Linked DNA regions of Mus musculus: region 2 is linked to region 1. Evidence: chromatin contacts called from ENCODE Hi-C or POLR2A ChIA-PET data. All regions are on one chromosome and are shown on one strand. Each heading gives the region's core, a stretch centred on a gene start or an enhancer-like site at or near the end of the contact. The rest is flanking DNA. Distances are from core to core; before and after follow the strand shown. Region 1 overlaps Insr (insulin receptor). Region 2 holds the start of Pnpla6 (patatin-like phospholipase domain containing 6).

What was found. A loop is a pair of places that touch in the nucleus more often than their neighbours do. ChIA-PET counts read pairs that join two places held with the same protein, here RNA polymerase II (POLR2A).
Region 2: a loop to region 1 is called in a map of heart, with 3 times the contacts of the local background. The contact joins the promoter of Pnpla6 here to the enhancer-like site in region 1. A Hi-C loop is called at or near these places in 1 of 37 maps with a recorded cell type or tissue (heart). POLR2A ChIA-PET finds 5 or more read pairs at or near these places in 1 of 5 experiments (embryonic stem cell).

The regions. Positions count from the first base shown.
Region 1 is chr8:3,217,962-3,224,120 of GRCm38, forward strand. All of the region lies in intron 2 of Insr (insulin receptor), which reads right to left. Among named protein-coding and RNA genes, the nearest start is that of Insr, 59 kb to the right of the region's middle. Within about 2 kb of position 2,675, at least 1 of the 3 ENCODE cell types and tissues checked has a DNase peak (open chromatin) inside an H3K27ac peak, as active enhancers do; it is heart, where a contact is called at or near this core.
Region 2 is chr8:3,513,853-3,520,081 of GRCm38, forward strand. It overlaps Pnpla6 (patatin-like phospholipase domain containing 6), which reads left to right and starts at 1,559. Exons shown (of 35, transcript NM_001122818.3): 1 at 1,559-1,704; 2 at 2,658-2,716; 3 at 2,829-2,897; 4 at 3,225-3,312; 5 at 3,473-3,555; 6 at 3,706-3,803. The coding sequence starts at 2,693. It overlaps Mcoln1 (mucolipin 1), which reads left to right. Exons shown (of 14, transcript NM_053177.1): 13 at 931-1,061; 14 at 1,162-1,380. The coding sequence ends at 1,198.

The DNA of each region.
Region 1 (6,159 bases), core at 1,425-3,924:
CTGTCTTCTTCCATGCACCATTTAATAAATTGTTCTCATGTCATTTGACAAATGTGAATCAAGCACATAGCATGCTGGGTGTTGTCATACACAGACCAATAAAGGACAGACCATAGGTAGTACAGCACTGCCACCCATGACCTCTAGAACCAAGGTCTAGTTCTGTTCTCCCATTGGCCTACACTCACTTCTGTGGGACACAGGCTTGAGGTGGGGAGGTTGAGAATCTCTTGGGGCAGGAACTGTGGTTCAACTGGCAGACAGCATACGGAGCCCTGGGTTCCGTGGTGGTACAATCTCAGCACTCTGGGGGCTGAAGCAAGAATATCAAGGTCGGTGTGGCTACAAAGTAATTTGGAAGTCAAAGTGTGGACTTCATGAGATGGTATCATAAAACACAGAACAGGAACATAACCAGAGGAAGAGGAGAGAGGAGGAGGAAGAGGAGGAGGAGAAGACTAGAAAGCAACAAGAGGAAAGAAGCAAATGAAAAGGAGAGAGGAAGAAAGAATAGAGGATGAAGAAAAGAAAAGGGGATAAGAAGGAGAAGTAAAGTGCAAGCAAGTAGCCAGAGTGTTTGTTTCTGTCAACTCAACACAAGCTAAGATCATCTGGGAAGAAGGAACCTCAGCTAAGAAAAGTGTTTCCATCTGATTGGCCTGTAGGCAAGCCTATGAGGTTTATTTCTTAAATAAGGATTGATATGAGAGATTCCCAGTCACCATAGGCACTGTTATCCCTGAGCAGGTAGTCCTGGGTATAAGAAAGCAAGTTGAACAAGTCATTAATCAGCACTCCTCCATGGTCTCTGCTTCAGGTCTTGCTTCAGGTTCCTGCCTTAACTTGGAAGTAAAAGGTGAAATAAGCCCTTTCCTCCCCAAGTTGCTTTTGATCATGGTGTTTATCACAGCAACATAAACCAAACTAATAAAAAGAGTAAATCTTCTTGCACGAATTCTTTTCCCTGTGTGTGCCTTGTGACTGCAACATCCTCTTAACGAATCCAGTCAGAAATGTTTCAAATAGCCAGGCAGTGGTGGTGCACGCCTTTAATCGCAGAGGTATGCAGATCTCTGTGAGTTTGATGCGACCATGGTCTACAGAGTTCCAGGACAGCCAAGGCTACACAGAGAAACCCTATCTTGAGAAATACTTCTCCCCTCAAAAAAAAAATTTTTTTTCAAATAGTCTTACCAGTAATACCTGGATAACCCAACACTGGCTTCCAGGTAGGATGTGTTGGGAAAGGCAAGGTATTTACATATTTTCTTCCCCAACAATAACAATTCACTTTAGAGACATTAAAACGTCACTGTTGTAATAAGAAAAGGAAGAAGGAAAGAAGAAAGAAAGAAAGAAAGAAAGAAAGAAGGAAGGAAGGAAGGAAGGAAGGAAGGAAGGAAGGAAGGAAGGAAGGAAAGTGAGCACTGAGATGACTCAGCCAGTGAGGGGCTTGCTGCCAAGCGTGACAATCCCTGAAACCCACAAGGTGGAGGAACTGAACTGAGCCTGACTCTCAAAAGTTGTCCTCTGGCCTCCAAAAGCTCTCTCTGGCACATGCATGCCCTCCCAACACAAATAAATAAATGTGATTTTAAAAAAAGATAAAGAGTTGTACAGATATAAAGTGTAACTGGATCAGGAGGAAAAACACGTGAAGAAAGACCACTGTAGTGATAGGCAGTAGAATTTCAATTTCTTAATTTGCATTGTCAAGGAGGCAGAGACAGAGCAGCTCTATGGAGTCAACCTGCTCTCCTGTCACATGGATTAGGTTCTCAGACATGTATGACCAGCAACCTTAACTGCTGAGCTACCTCAACAGCTCCAAACGAGGAGATTTTTGCAAGTGGATTAACATATTCTATTCGTGTTAATTTCCTAGTTCTGATTGTTGTGCCATCCTTGTATAAAGAGTTTTCTTGTTAGGAAACACACTCAAGAAGTAAGGGACACGGTTATTGTCACAGACGCCAGCAACACAGAAAAAAACTAATGCTTGCATAGGAATAGAGTGCAGAAATTAAAAAACAAGTAGAGTAAAAATGTCAGCAACTCACTCCCAGTCATCCAATTCCTACTTTTCTTTAAGTCCAAAACTACATGGCACGCCTGCCAAACCAACTTCTGCAAGTTTTCATCTGAAACACACACATGCACGCACGCACGCGCGCGATAAATGTGTTTTAACTGCATCAAAAAGAGCAACCCCTTGCCTAGAGCAAAGGCTAAATACTACAGTAGCAGAAGACACAGACCAGCTTTGCACTGTAAACAAATAACCAGTCCACAGAAATGCATTTCGACACCCGCCCCTCCCCACGTTGCTTTGCTTCAGGTGTTAAACCTTGTGCTTTCCTCGACAAACTACAGATGTGAAACAAAAAACAAAAACAAAATTTTAATGTCTCCACACCACTACACATACTTTATGACATTTCTTTCCAAAGCCTGATGTTGAGAGAGAGAGAGAGAGAGAAAGATTTATGCTCCCAAACATCATCACTGCTTTTCAGAAATTTCCAAATAGGAACAGTTGTGTCTTTTGGCTGAGAGCCTCTCAACTCTGCCGCCCTGAAGGTGAGATTTAGAAACGCCTTAAAATCATGTATTTGGTTTCCATTCCAAGCCTTTCTCTCCCTCACTGGGCCCCTGACCTCTGATGTTCGAGTCCCCCAAAGCCAAATCCCTCCCCTTTGGAATCTAGTAACTGATTTAATAGCCCTGAATTTTGACAGTTTGGGGTCAGCAGCAAGCCCTTATGAACTTGTATCCATCCTAGAACTAGAAGACGACCCTTTCCTATTCCAAAACAATAGGAGCATGATAGGCGCACGCGCGTTGGAGTCAGCTTTGGTTCTCGATGCAGGTCTTAGCAGACTGCAGGGTAGAAGACAGGAATATGGAAGAGTGAGAGGAGATGAAAGGGGGGGGGGGAAGAAAGGAAGCAGGGGAGGAAGGAAGAGAGAGAGAGAGAGAGAGAGAGAGAGAGAGAGAGAGAGAGAGAGAGAGAGAGAGAGAGAGAGGCGCGCAGGGGTAGGGGTGGGAGAGAGGATGTGTTTTGTGTGGGTGCGTGCAGCCGGGGTCGAAGTTCTGTTCCTACAAACAACGTGCCCGAAGACGGAGTATGCAAATGAAGGGTGCGGCTTGGCCGCTCGAAGCCCCTCCCACCGTGAACCAAGGCGACTGAGCAACACAAAAGCGTGCCTCACTCCGCTCCTCTGGATTCCAGGTCCGGTGGTAGCGGCCGCAGCGCCGCCCTCCGGCTCAGCCAATGGGCGGGCGTGCTGCGGTGTACTGGCTCCGCCACCCGTAGTGCGCGGGGCTCTGGGCTCCCTATTCTTCAGCTGGGACAGCCACCAGTGTCTGTCCCACCCACCCCCGAGAGCCTCTCCTAGGTTCAGGCCTTACGGGATCGCCCTGGAAGGCACACAATCTTGCAAACTTAAGTTTTGCAAAAAGGCGACGCTAAGAATGCAGAGTGCAAAATGTATCCATCGGGTGGTGCGGGGCGCTGGGCATGTGTCCAGGAAGAGATCTGGTCACCGCGTGGCAAAGCCCGGGAAGCCCGGGACGCCCGGGACACCCTGGCCCCAGACCTCAACTGGAGAGATGCCAGAGAAGGGCAGCGGCTCAGCCGGATCACACAGTAGGATCCCCTTTGTGGAACTGGATGGCAAGGGAGCAAGAAGCTAGTGTCTTCATCTGCTCAACACCCAGAAAACCAACAAGCGCAGGCATAGGTGCATTCTTTAAATAGACTGACTGAGGCTGGAGGTAGAGCTCAGCGGTTACTCAGGAAGTTCTGAATTCTAATGCCAGCACTAGAGGCTGTCTTTGCATCAAGGTTCTTTGATTTGAATACTGCACACTAGCTCAGTCCACGCTTCTTGTTTTCTTGACTCCAGTACACTAAAGAAGAGTGAAGGGAAGTTGTGCAATTAGCAGATCCTTCAGTTTGTGTGTGTGTGTGTGTGTGTGTGTGTGTGTGTGTGTGTAAATGGCTCAATAGATCAAGTGCTTGCTTGCCATGCAAGCATGAAGACCTGGCTTTAGAGCTCTAAAATGGACCAACAAAAGCCAACAGTACTAGTTTGTAATCTCAGGGCGGAGGTTGAGATCAGTGGATCCCTAGAAAGTGTTGGCTGCGTAGTCTTGCCAAAAGGGTGAGCTTCGGGTTCAGTAAGAGACACATGAAGGAGGAAGGCAAAGGACATTGAACTCTGGCCTATACACAAGTGGGGCACACAAAACACACTGTGTATGCAGTGTGTGCGTGTGTGTGTATGTGTATGTCCCACATATATTCCATTTACTGTACATAGTTGATATGATCTTACTCACTAAATATTAAAATATCTCTCCCCTTTAGATGTGAGAAAATAAAACAATAGCTAATTCATTAAAGTCGGCTCACCCAGAACTCAAACTCAGGCCCCCTGAAGGGACTAACTGGTGGTTGTTATCACTGAGTTATTTCCAATGGATTATGCTCAAGTGTTTCCCAGAAGGGAAGAATAATACAAGATATGCCAATGCATGAATCACCAGAACCCTCGAACAGTTCAGAGCTGATGAAAGGCAAAGTCCAAAGTTAAACTTGAGGAGGACAAATCTTGATCCACTGAGGGGAGAGGAGGGGAGGGGATGGGAGGGGAGGGGAGGGGAGGGGAAGGGAGGGGAGGGGAGGGGAGGGGAGGGGAGGGGAGGGGAGAGGAGGGTTCTGAGGAAGCCAAGGGAAAGAGTGAACAGGAAGGAAGATTCTGATGATGAATCCAGCAGGGGTAGAGTTGCCATGACTTAGTAGTTAGGCAGTGCCAGTTTCCACCTTAGGAGGTTGGAGATGCAGCTCAGTTGGTGTTTGCCTAGCAGATAGGAACCCTGGGTTCCATCCCTAACACCAGGTAAACTGGGCATTTTAATTCCAGTACTGAGGCAGAAGCAGGAGGATCAGGAGTTCAAGGTTACCCTCTTGCTATACAAGGAAGTTTGAGACCAACCTGGACTAGATGAGACCCTGTTTAAAAAATAAACATAATTAAAAAAAAAAATTGAACCTGAAAATCAGGCTTCTTAAGTAGCCTTGGGCTGTTCTGAGAAATCTCTTGCAAAGGGGCATTGACCTATGTTTCGTCTACTTTTTTTTTAATCTTTTCCTTGTATATGTCTAGGGTACACACTTTAGGCAGCTAACAATCAAAGTAAGATTTGTATACAGGTGTGTGTAGCCCCATACAAGTATGAAGTTCAGAGGGCAACTCTGGGGAATCAGTTCCCTCCTCCCACTATGTGGGTGCTGAGAAATAAACGCACGTCATCAGGCATGGTGGCAAGCACCTTTACCTGCTGAGCCCTCCTGACAGCCCTAAGTTATTATTTAAATGATCAAGTAGCAAAAAATTGTCTTTCGTGTTTGTTTGAGCTTTTTAAAACCTCATTTCCAAATAAGAACATTGTCAATTGTAGATACAGTCCAGAGCAATGTCTGTACTTTGGGAATGCACTGGTTCTCTTAACAGATGATTAACTTTTTAAAATATTCCCTCTGTACTTGAAAATGAGTACTGTTTAGTTTCAGCTTCTATATCACCATGCTACCTAACTCCTTGCTGCCTAACATTTACCCTGTAACATTTACCCTGTGTGTGTGTGTGTGTGTGTGTGTGTGTGTGTGTTTTACATGTGAGTATTTGAGTGCCCATGTCCCTGTACACATATGTACAAGCCAGAGAAGGATGTCAGGAATCTTCATAGACTCTAAATCTTGTAGCTTTAAGATAGGGTCTCACTGAAAGGGACGCTATAGGCTAGATGGATGGCTGGGGGCTCTGAGAATTCGTCTGTCTCCACCTACAATATTGGCATTATAGACAAGTCCACAGATGTCTTTTTACAGAAGCCTCTCTGCGGGCACAAGCCAGCTGAGGTTAGGGACAGGAAGCAAGATACAAAGACACTTTCCTAGCTGCTAAACAGTGTCCTGAACTGCCACTAACAAAGTGAAATTGGCCACCAGACCTCATAGTGACAAAGATGGCATAAGTTTCAGTTTATTTCCTGATTGGTTCATTCCCAACGGTAGGAAGCCTAAGTGTGTATGCTATGTATTTGTGCATGTGTTTATACGCATATGTATTACGTGTGCAATGTGCGCCATGT
Region 2 (6,229 bases), core at 309-2,808, 290 kb after region 1:
TGTTTCCTCTATACCTATTGCTACTTGCTGTCCATACACAGACCATTCATATTCCTCACTATCACTAGATAGACAATGACCACTTGATTCTCCTTGATACCCAGCCCCCCAGACTCCTTACAAGATGTTTGCTGGGTAAATTCTGCCTCCCTGCTACCCCACAGTCCTCTGTGCTCTCATCTAGGAAACTACAGCCTGCAGGAATGCTACTTCTTCTTTGTACCCTATAAGACACCACACACATACACATGCACACACACACAAGGCAAATATACATAACTATCCAAAAGTCAGTGCAGCTAGGTGGCTGCTTGGGACATTCCCTTCATCTCTTGAGAATTCTAGATTGAGGAGATGGGAGCCCGAGGAAGAGCATACTTGTAGAAAGGAACATCCAAAGACTGGGAGGCAGAAAGGACCTGGAGAAATAGCAGTGGTGCCAGGAAGTCACAGGGAGAATGTTCGGGGACTCTGCCTCATTCTGAGGCACTGGCAGTGGATGTGTGCACTCTTTCCCACATGGATAGAAGCTCTACCACAGGTACATTACTGTCACCCAGGCCCTAAGCAGCCACACTGAGTCTCGCTGCAACACTTGGATATCACGCAGGACCCGTGGATGCAGGAGTTCAGGCCTTATGCCCACTAACTCTTTTACACTGTTCCAGCTGAGATGCTGGGTTACTAAATACCAGTCTAGGCTTCTGGCCCGCAGCAGAAGGCACTGAACCAATGAGCCTGAGACCTGCGGCCACATCCGGGGATAGGGAAGATTTCTACAGTGAAGCAAGCCACAAAGCAAAGGTCCAGAAATGAGACCCAGAGTGGTCACATCAGAGCAACAGCAGGATGTCCAGTTGGCCGGACCTAAAGAGCACTAGAGGTCAGGACCATCTTTCATGCTGAGTTCGGGGAATCGTCTCTTTCCAGCACCCAGGAGGTACTGGCACAGAGAAGAGTGAGCTCCAGGCCTACATCGAGCAGTGCCAGGATAGCCCCACATCTGGCAAGTTCCGTCGTGGCAGTGGCTCAGCTTGTAGCCTTTTCTGCTGCTGTGGAAGGTTGGAGCCCCAGATCTGGGTTGTGGATTGATTAGAGGCTGGGGGAAGAAGTGTGTGCCAGAGAGACTGGGTGCCTCTTTTTTCCATTTCTCTCTTCCAGGGACTCCCCGGAGGACCATTCGCTGCTGGTGAACTGATCCAAGATGATTGCCACTAGACTTTATCCCCATGTACTGCTGGGACCCCAGCTTATTTATTTTTAGAATTTGCTTTAAAAGATCTGCGTCTGACAGGCCTTGTGAGGGCTTGGGCTGATCGAATCGGACACAGGGGAAAGGGAGGGCATGTAGGGCGGCTGTTAAATAAAAGGGAATGTAAATGCGGTGGTCTAATTTGTAACAGGTGAGGCAGCCCTTTCATAAATCGTCAGCTCCTTTAAGAGGCCGCCACACTAGGCATGGCTGGCGCAGTGCGACCTTCCAAGCATGGCGGGAGGCGGGGATGGGGCGTGTCCTGCAGCGGAATAATTTAAAGGTGCCGCGTCTGAGGCAGCGGGCAGAAAACTAGGGGTGTTGGCCGAAGCTGGGTGGACCTGGTTGCAGCTCCTGAATGGTACGAGTTTCCATCGACCGAGCAAAGGTGTCCCTTCGAGGACTGTTAGAGAGCTTCAGCTTTGCCCCGGATCGATTTGTCCTGATTCCGGGTAGGTCCCGACTTTTTGATGCTCCAATACCACCCCACCCCCATTCCTAAGTTCCTTGTCCCGGTGTTTCCGCATCGGTAGTCAGATGCGACCTGGAGTACGGAATGGAAGTAGTCAATCTAACAATTTTCCAGGTAACATCTCAGGGCCCTGCGATCCTTCTAAATTCCCATTAATAATAGTCTAAAGGCATCAGAAAGATCTCCAGCGTCCCAGGAGAGTCCCGGTAGCGTTCCTACCTTCCCCGGTATCTTCCTGGAAGCTCCTAGACTCCTAAGTAGTTATGTGTATCTCCGGATCTCAGTAACTTTCCAGTGCGTCGTTCCTCCTACCCTCCCCCAATTCCGGCGTCCCTGGTTACACATCCTGCATCATTTCACTAATCCCAGGGATGCTCCGCACCGCGAGACCCGGTAACTTTCCTTTTACGTGACAGTTAAATCTCCAAGCCCGAGCCTATAACACTTTGGGAGCTCATCTTACTCCGATGGCCCTAGAGCCCCCTTTTCAATAGATTGCACAGCAGTGCTTCCAGTGCACGCCCCAGCTTCCTTGATGGGCCCAGGCTTGGGTCAGGAGCCCAAAGTCCAATTGTCCCTCAGCCTCCTGGCTTACAGGTCCTGGTTTCTTCTGGAGTGAGACATCGCGTCTTTACAGGGTGTAGGAAGGGGTCTCGCCTAAGGGTTGGTTAATCAAGAGTAGTCAGACATACGGAAGGCCAGGCTAAGGAAGGAACCACTGCCAGAAGAGATCATGGCTTAAGGGCACCTGCCAGCGAGCTGCTGACTGTGGGTGCCAGGACGGCTACCCTTTTGGCCACAGGGTGCAGATGAAAACGTTACGGAGTCTGGTCCGCCTTATGCATAAGTGAAGTAGGACAAAGAGCTGGGGGCTGGTCTCATCCCTTGATCTGGGCGGGGAAATCAACTTGCCCCTATCCTTCTGTCTAGCAGTACCCCTCTAGACGCTCTCACCCCAACCCCGGCGAATGGAGGAGTCACTCCAGCCAAAGGTATCTAGGGGGCGTGGCTTGTGAGACGAGCTAGGGGTAAGGAGCCTGTAGGCGCTGCTGGGTAGGCTTGATTGACATCTTGTTCTGGTCCCTTTTGCTCCTCGATTTCCAGGACTGCAGGCTACAAGACCTGCTACCTAGTCCGAAACAATCGATGGAGGCCCCACTGCAAACCGGAATGGTAAGAGTTGGGGAATTTTTGTACCGGACTACAACTCCCGGCGGTCTTGCCGTGCACCACGCGATTCTCTCTCCGAGAACCAGGCATGTGCAGGTGAAACTACGTTTCCCGGCATGCATAGCGGGAGACCTAGTCTCTCGGAAGGCTTAGTTGCTCCCCCCACGTAGGGGGATGGGAAGGAAACCGCATTGACCCATTCTGCAGATGGGGACACCGAGTCACGAACTGAATACAACCTCCTCCGGGGCAGAGGTGATTCAAAAGACCCTGGAGGAGGGCTTGGGGAGACGGATATGCGTTGCCCAGCCTGTGCCGTTCGTTCCGCAGGTGCTGGGCGTGATGATCGGGGCCGGAGTGGCGGTGCTGGTCACCGCCGTGCTCATCCTCTTGGTGGTGCGAAGGCTGCGGGTGCAGAGTGAGGATTCGGGGGGAACCTTTGAGGGAATACTATAGGGATGGAGGGGAAGCTGCAAAACCTGGAGAAACCAAGCGGCTGGGGTGGGGATTTGTTGAAGCCTGCGTGGAGCTCAAAGCACCATCTTCCCTCCACCCCCTTCCCCGTCCCCAATCCCCAGAAACTCCAGCCCCGGAGGGTCCCCGGTATCGGTTCCGGAAGCGGGACAAAGTGCTTTTCTATGGCCGGAAGATTATGCGGAAGGTGAGTTCCAAGACCTACTGCTGGTCTGGCTGACCACAGCAGCCCAGCCCTTTCCTATTTACACGTTAGTGACCCTCTCTGCCTTCTTAGATCTCCTTAGAGCTCTCCTTCCTCTCCCTCCAATTGACTCAATATTCTAAATTCTCCCAGGTGTCACAGTCCACTTCTTCCCTGGTGGACACATCAGTCTCCACCACTTCCCGGCCCCGCATGAAGAAGAAACTGAAGATGCTTAACATTGCCAAGAAGTAAGGCAGACTCTGAGTGTATTGGGTATGAGACGGGTCAGCTCACACCGGAGTTTTTGCATTTCTAAGTTCTTGAAACATACTGATTGTCTGGGAAATATTCCCATAGTAGAGGGACATCTCAAGGCCCTCAGTTGGCAGGGGCTATCTCAGGGTTCTGCCATCTCAGACATGACACTTCCGGTGTGGGCGTGCTGGTCGCTTAAGGCTTGTCTCATAATGTTTCCCAGTTTCTGGAAGCTATCTGCCGTATATTTAGGAATCTACACCTATTGGAGAGTTTATTCAACGCGGCATGTTGCAGTTATCTCAGATATTTGCATGACTAGGTGGAGGGGCTGTTTCGAAATTCTGTTCTCCAGGGAAATCATTCTATCCACACAGGAAAGCATCTCTCTTGGAGTTGTCTGTGTTGTTCACCCTGTATAGTTCTTTGCCCTGTGGGGGCTAGCTCACATAGTGTGTGTGTGTGTGTGTGTGTGTGTGTTGTTGTTGTTGTTGTTGTTGTTGTTGTTGTTGTGTGTTGTTGTCATCGTCGTCATTGTTGTTATTTGCTTGGGTTTGTTTTGATTTTGGGCTTCAAGTCCTCCTTCATGTTGGGATTATAGGTATGTGTCAGTATGCCTAGTTTATATGATCCTGAGGATTAAATTCAAGGCTTTTTGCATGCCAGGCAATCATGCTGCTAACTGAGCCACATCCCTATTCATTCACTCATTTTTTGCAGAAAGCATTCTGCCACTGAACTATCACTAACCCCTACTTTACTTGAATTTTTTATTACTTAGAATGTATTTACTGTGTATGTGTTTGTATGTGGGCATGTACTCTTTTTGTTGTTGTTGTTTTGTTTTGTTTTTCGAGACAGGGTTTCTCTGTATAGCCCTGGCTGTCCTGGAACTCACTTTGTAGACCAGGCTGGCCTCAAACTCAGAAATCCGCCTGCCTCTGCCTCCTGAGGGCTGGGATAAAAGGCGAGCGTCACCACGCCCTGCTTGGCATCTCCTAGCATGTGCATGGCAGTTGGCTCTCTCCTTCCACTGTGTGGATGTCAGATTGAACTCAGTTTGTCATGCTTGGGAGAAAGTACCTTTACCCACAAGCCATTTTGCTGGCTCTACTGTTTTGTTTTTCCAATTTATTTAACTTACTTTGCAGTATACAGTGTTAAACTCAGAGACTGACCATGGTAGGCAGACGTTTTTGCCAGTGAGCTAAACTTAAGCCCTATATTATTTTTTTGAGACAAGGTCTTGCTTAGTTATCCAGGTTGGCCTTGAACTTTCTCTATAGCCCAGGCAGGCTTTGAACGTGTGATTCTTCTTTCTCAGCTTCCTGGGTAACTGGAATGACAGCCTATGCCCGTCATGCTTCCCTTTTTAAGAATTCCTTTGTGTGCCAGTAAGATGGCACAGTGGTTAAACACACTTGCTATCAAGCCTGGAGATATGAGCTCCATCTCTAGGACCCATATGGGGAAAGGAGAAAACTTACCTTCAAGTTGTCCTCTGACCTGCACAACACACACACATACACACACACTAGATAAACAGATATAAATTTGAATTTTTAAGAAAATAATTCCTGGGGCTGGTGAGATGGCTCAGGGGTTGAGAGCACCGACTGCTCTTCCGAAGGTCGTGAGTTCAAATCCCAGCAACCACATGGTGGCTCACAACCATCCATAACAAGATCTGACGGCCTCTTCTGGAGTGTCTGAAGATAGCTACAGTGTACTCATATATAATAAAATAAAATAAATAAATCTAAAAAAAAAAGGAAAGAAAATAATTCCTTTGCATTAGAAACTTAGGAACATTATCTCAGATGTTTATCAGTGTCTTTGAGAAGGCTCTTCCAGGGATCTCTGTAAGTTAAGAGATGGTTCTGGGATCTTCTTGCATCATGAGGTCTACCCTAAGGTCTTTTTCAAGAGTGTATTTATCACAGACCTTTTTATGATTTTGGTAGAAAGACTGTTGGTAAACTATTTGCTTTGCAAATATCAGTATCTGGGGCTAATCTTGAGAACCATATTTAGGAAAATATCTGGGTATGATAGCTTACTTGCCATCTCAGCCCTGGGGAGCTGGACACAGGCAGATCCCTGGGTCTCACTGACTGGCCAGCAGTGAGTTCCACACCACGGAGAGACCCTGTCTCAAACAGATAAGGTAGAGAGCATCTGAGCACTCACACACATACAGACACACACATCACACACTACATACACCACACACATACACATCACACACAAACACAAACATACACACATACCATGCACACACAGATACACAGCACATAACACACACACAAGTGCATCTCTAGCTTGTCTGAACCATGAATTAGCTGTGGTAATCACATGATGTTAAGACGCTACCCTGAAGTCTTTCTGAGATCAGGATGATTATCTCAGAACAGTGAGC